Linked DNA regions of Homo sapiens: region 1 is linked to region 2. Evidence: read pairs that join two places in POLR2A ChIA-PET (ENCODE). Cell type or tissue: PC-9. All regions are shown on one strand. Links, peaks and the distances in the headings refer to the core of each region. The heading gives the core; the rest is flanking DNA.

Region 1 (2,925 bases), core at 149-2,648, 380 kb after region 2:
CGGAGACAACCATAAACAAATGGTCACACACACCGCCTTTACCTGAGACCACTTTGGGCTACTGAATGGTGGACTTAGAATGATTTTTAGCTTTCTGTGTTTTCTTTGCAATAAATAGTCAATGCTTTTGTGATAAGATTAAAACATTATTTTTTTAATGTAGTTTCAGAAAAACTTTGTGCTATCTTTCATAATTGACTTTAAAAATAAGCATTTAAAATATTTAATGCCTACAGACTTAAACTTTTGATGCAATTCCCTAACAAGCAGATAAATAAAATTATCCTAGTTGAAGTTGTGGCCTATTTAATACATAAATCTCTGAGTCCACAGAAGCTGTAGTAACAAACTTGTTTACTCAAATAAGTGAAAAAAAGGGAATATATACAATTTATGCTTAATCATTGAACTGTACAAACATTTCAAAGATTCTAAATCCCAGCTTTACAAAGAGGCTCAGCCTAGCAGTTGCAAACCAAAAGTCATGTAATATCACAGGTTTATTCCCAAGCCAGTGTTCTGTATCAAGTATACTTCGAATTTACCCCATTTTGGAAAACATGTACTTTTTCCATAAAAGGCTTTAATTTTTAATTAAATGTCAAAGCCTACAGTGAAGAAGAGAAGTCGAGTACAAACTGGTTCATCTGCAATTCCGAATGCAGATGAGCAGTCTGCAGTTCTGCTGTAATTGGCTGGTGTTTCCAGTCACCTCCTGACAAAGGATGCACGCTGCTCTGGATAAGCCCAAACCCTTGACCCTTCACCCCACCATGTACTTTGGGCCTGCCACATCTATACGGAGCTAGGAGAGCATTAACACCAAAGACCAAGGCTCCTTTCCGAAGTGCTCTGTGCACTTGGGAATACGAATACTCCCAAAGAAGGACTCTGCATCATGAGCATGTGAATTTGATGGCACACTTCATAAACAGGCAGGATCTTCAGTCTTGCATGTCTTCCATTTAATGCTAGATTGCTGCAACAGCTTAATAAGGTATTCTCTGAATGCCCCAAACATAAGAGTTTTGTTATAAAATGAATAAATAAAGGCAGGGCCTACGAAAGACACAGGCAGTAATAAGAAATACTTGGAAAATGTTTTTCCTTTTTTGTGGATAGCACTTTACTGCCCCCTTTTGCACTTTAACATCAGAACAAGTTTCTACGCAGACTTATTCTGAAATCAGAGAAATACTGGGGTGTAGCGATAGGGTGTCAGGTTTATACGGAATTAGGTTACCAGATACTACTGCTTAGAGTAAAAAGTAATTACCTTAAAACTTCCAGCGAGGGCACCACTATCTTCTCAGCGGCTTTAAACCTCCAAGAAATAAGGTAGTGATTGGAGGCTTTGACATTTTCTGCTTTAATTTGGATGTATATGTGTGTTGGAACAATTGCGTGTTTTCACAGGTGCCCCTTCTTTCACACTTTCCTAAAACAAATATCGTCTGCAACATGAACCTGATTTATTCAAGGAAAAGAAAAGGGGTCTAAGAGCAGGCTATACAATTTGGAACCATTAAAGTGTTATAAATCTGAGAGCAAAGACTAGATGGGTGGGGGTGGGGGGTACAATTCACACCAATGACAAGCAAAATCTTTTCAAGAAAAGGAAAGATGAGAAGCACAGAAATTCAAACACACGGTGAACTGATCGGCACACAAACCAGTTTAGCAACTCTTCAAGGTGAGGTGTATTTGTGCCTCTTCATCACGCATACCTTTGAAAAAAAGTAATTAAACTACAGTCTAAAGGAAAGTTTTATTTGTCAAACTTGAATCTGCAATAACAGAGCTAGAGGGCCCCCAGTTCCTGGCCCAAAGACCTCAACTTGTATTTGATACAGCTGCGTGTGATGCTGTGTATCCTTTTATTTAAACACAATCCATTTTCCTCTGTCAGTCTACAATTAGCATATGAGTCAAAATAATATTAAATTTCACAGCCCACAGTGCTGCACAATTGAATGAAAACTGACTCCTTTTGATGTTAATCTTGTTTTTTATTTGTGATGTAATGCTCAAAATCCTGCTGGCTGAAGTCAATTTTATTTTAAAGTGCTCAAAGACAGTATTCTCATAGTTTAAGCTTTTTTTTTTTTTCTTCAGGAAAATAACAGAAGTATTTATTTAATTTTTATCTGTGCCATGATTTTCACTGTCATAAAAAATTCACAGAAGGGCATACCTATAAATGGCTGAGGCTAAAAAATCATCTACTTTGGTATTAATCATCTAGAAATCTAACTTTAAGTGTGTGATCCCCAAATATCATTGTTGTCTTTTCAAAAGTTGAGACTAGTTAAATCTCTGTCATGAAATTAAAGACAAAACTCAACCACCTATATCAAAATAAAAATGCAGGTCTTTATTTACCAAAAAAACAAAAAAAAAACCACACACGCACCCCAAAAAAATCAGCCTATGAATTTTGTAGCTAGATAAGAAAAAATGTGGAGATTTGAAGAGTAAGGCTGGGATGCTATGTACAGTGGGCAAGTGAGAAGGGGGGTGATCTCACAAATGCCAAATTTCATCCTGCTGGCTTGATCACGCCAGCTCCATTACTAAAAGGAGGATTTCATAACCTTCAGAGACAAGATGCACTGCAGGCTTCTTTCCCAACTGTAATTTGTGTGCACCTGTACGGTCTTGTTCCAAACCATGCTTTCAGCAAGAGTCTATAAAGGAAGGTGGAACTCCTGTTATTTATAGGTGAGGCACCAGAAAGAAAAATGGTTTACATAGAGAAAGAAATTCAAAGGGCATTTCCAGCTGGTTCTCTCTTGTTTTAGATATGAGTGTTCAAATCCATTTGCTCATTTACCTGAATGGGAAAAATCGCGGAGATGAAAGGCTCACGTAAGTCATACAGGGAATGCCTTGGCATTGAAAAAACTCAAAGAAATGGAATTCAGC
Region 2 (2,925 bases), core at 134-2,633:
AATTATATATAATTAGGTGTGTCTATGTGCCTTCATTTTTAACCCATCACAGGCACATCCACTGATTGGCCTGTGATGTCTTAGACTGCATGTCACATCAAAAACCCTAGTTGAATTTGCCTCAACTGGAGAGAAAAGGAAAACCATTGTGTCCCATCAAGATGGTGCACCTTTTATCTTATGTCTTAGCCAATGACTCCCCTATTCTCAAATTAAGAGATCCTGACAAATTTGGGGTACAAACCTAAACATAGGTAAAATTTAAATTACAAATACTTCTACCTGGGGTCTTCAGTATTTTATAATTCCTTCTTAGAGCTAAGCATAATTTTAAGTGCTAATAATGAACAAAATTATCCTTATTGCTATTTTTATCCTTTTTTCTAATATCCAACTTCTAGCTGTGGGTTTTACATATCTGGCCAACAAAAAGTTTGAAGACTAATCACAAAAGCATGTATAAACACCAAGAGGTTTTAGCATGTGTATAGAATATGAATTTGGAAATGTTTACATATGCAAATATTTTGAGAGCTAGAATTTTATTCTTGGCATAGAAACTAAGGGTTTTTTTCTAAGCACATTGCTACAGAAAACCGATATCCTGGAGGGATTGTTTACTCGGAAGAGGCTTTGGGATAAGAGTTACACTAGCATTTAATGATGTTGATCTAATGTTATTTTATGGTTAAAGGAGCTGCAGAATTTTACCCTAAACTTTTACCTTTTATCTAACTGTCTTTTTTTTTCCACTTCTTTAATAGTAAAAAAAAAAAAAAAAAAAAAAAATTAAATTGTGGTATTATAACACAGAGTGCACTTCTTTCTCAGTTTCATTGATGCCAATGAAGGCAAAATGGAATGAAATGTCATACTGACTTGAGTCATTAAAAAAAACATGTAATTTTAGTGTTTAGTCAGTAAATGAATTCAATAATATTCACACACGAATCTTTGAAAGAGTCATTTGGATTGCTTTTTAATAAAATAGAGCTAAAGCCTCCAGCCCCAATGGCCACAGGTAAACCTCAAGGTTGCCATCAAAATGGGCTGCAGTCTCCAGCCATTGGGTTCTGTCATGAGATTTACCATCACTGTGTTTCCCTGTTTTGACTGATCACTAAATACCTGAGGTATTTTGTTTTATTCCCAGGCACTAATTTAATGCTACCTTTGAATGTTCAAAAAAAATTTGCTGGTTATGTATTTGATGTTTACCTACTCATATGTGAAAATAAATACTTGAGATTACATTTGTGAGCTACTGTTTGAACTGGGTTTTTCTGCAGGAAAACCTGCTCAACCGGTTTTACCAAATCCCTAGAAGAATGTTTTCTGATACAAAGAATGGATTGTTACACAGGACAAGATAGGTAATTATGAGATCATGAATAAGTTTGTCTTTCATTGTGAAAGTACATAAAATAGGAATAGAATGTGTGATTACTGATTACAGAAGTTCTTTTACTATGGAACTTATAAGAAAAAAAAAGGAAGTTACCTAAGAGGGCATTCAAAAAATGCTCAGCTTGTTGTAACCCAAGCTAATGAAAACAAGGAAATTTATAGTTAAGGCTGACTTCCAATACCTAGGCACCACAGGGTGTCTTTTAAACCACTTCCTTCATGTGGCCCTTTGAGTCCATGGATGGGAGGTCGGCTTAAACTGTGAATTTCTTTATTATTAGTTTCTAACACAACCTTAAAGTACTTTGAGTGTACTCTGAGACTTTCTGGTTAGTGCGTTTAACTTCCTCTCTTTAACAACATTGGTATCACCTTGATGGGCTAAGCTACCACAACTGAGATTCAATGATTGCCAAATGGAGATATTGCTCTAGTTTTAGTTCCAAGCCTGGTGGGTTTTCCTTCACTATGCAACACCACTGATCACCATGCATGGGGTTTTTCAGAAGTGACATCTTCATAAAATTTTTTTCCTGATATTAACTAACACACAATTTATTTCATAATGTTAACAAAACTTTTGGAAGGCTTTCAATATCCTTATTGTTTCAAAAACAAGTTCAAGAAAGATACCTTCTGTGTAAAATTACTGCTATGATTTACAAGAAAAGATCTTCTGCAGTCTTCTTTGTTAAGTTGAGAGGGTGAGATTCCATTGGTGACAGGGAGGAAACAACAAGGCTCCCCTTTCTCATTACTGTCCATTTGAAACCTCTCTCTACAGACTTTGATCCTTAGGTGGCTGCTCAAATAGGTCACATGGTGTTTCTGGTTAGATAAGGGAAGTCCTCCAGTCATTTTTAATAGTCCAGTTTCAGCAATTTTATTGTCCAACCAACGCAACTGTCAGAATCCTAAACTTAACTTGGAGTTCTTGTTTCCCTCCTTCTCCCTCCCACCCCTTGGGCCTGCTTTGTGGAGACCTACAGTGTATTGGAGCTGGGAAACCAATACCACCAAACTGTGGTCTTCATACATGCTGAACTGACAAAGAAGCCTCAAGGTCTCTCTGACCTTCCTCCATCCCCAACTATCTCTCCCAAAGCATAGGATGAAGTCATTCTCTGAAGCTCCCTTATCTGACTAAAGTCCAGACCTACCAAAGAAGAAAAAATTACCTCTGGTCCTCTCCATAAGTTTTCATTAACTGAACTAATTTCACAGGAAAGAGGACTAAAGTCTCTCAAACTTGAACAGACTTGTGTCACAAACCATTGTTCACTCTGTGGGCCCAACAGACTTTGATTCAGACCATCATAGGTTCTTCAAACTCATTGAATTCTCCCTAGGAATTATGTATTGCCCCTCAACAGAATTCCTCTTCTCCCCTCTCCTATAACCTGTTTTGCCAAGATCCAAGCCCCCATTCATTCTGTAACTTCAAGATGGTTTATAAGCTTCTGCACCCCAATGGGAGGTGGCTTCTTCATTCTGAATGCCCCTGTCACCCAAAACTAT

The links. ChIA-PET counts read pairs that join two places held together with the same protein. Peaks named below come from ENCODE experiments on the same cell type or tissue, not always from the same donor. Only the 100,000 strongest peaks of a DNase experiment are listed, where the experiment ranks them.
Region 1: POLR2A ChIA-PET joins it to region 2 with 8 read pairs; 4 of 35 experiments call an interaction of 5 or more read pairs at or near these places.

The regions. Positions count from the first base shown.
Region 1 is chr13:106,519,665-106,522,589 of GRCh38, forward strand. All of the region lies in intron 1 of EFNB2 (ephrin B2), which reads right to left. Among named protein-coding and RNA genes, the nearest start is that of EFNB2, 15 kb to the right of the region's middle. In PC-9, for the core only: a CTCF peak has its summit at 1,167; a DNase peak (open chromatin) is centred at 1,687; H3K4me3 peaks cover 1,428 bases; H3K27ac peaks cover 1,541 bases.
Region 2 is chr13:106,143,060-106,145,984 of GRCh38, forward strand. No RefSeq gene overlaps it. Among named protein-coding and RNA genes, the nearest start is that of LINC00460, 230 kb to the right of the region's middle. In PC-9, for the core only: no CTCF peak of the experiment used is centred there; a DNase peak (open chromatin) is centred at 1,342; H3K4me3 peaks cover 399 bases; H3K27ac peaks cover 1,834 bases.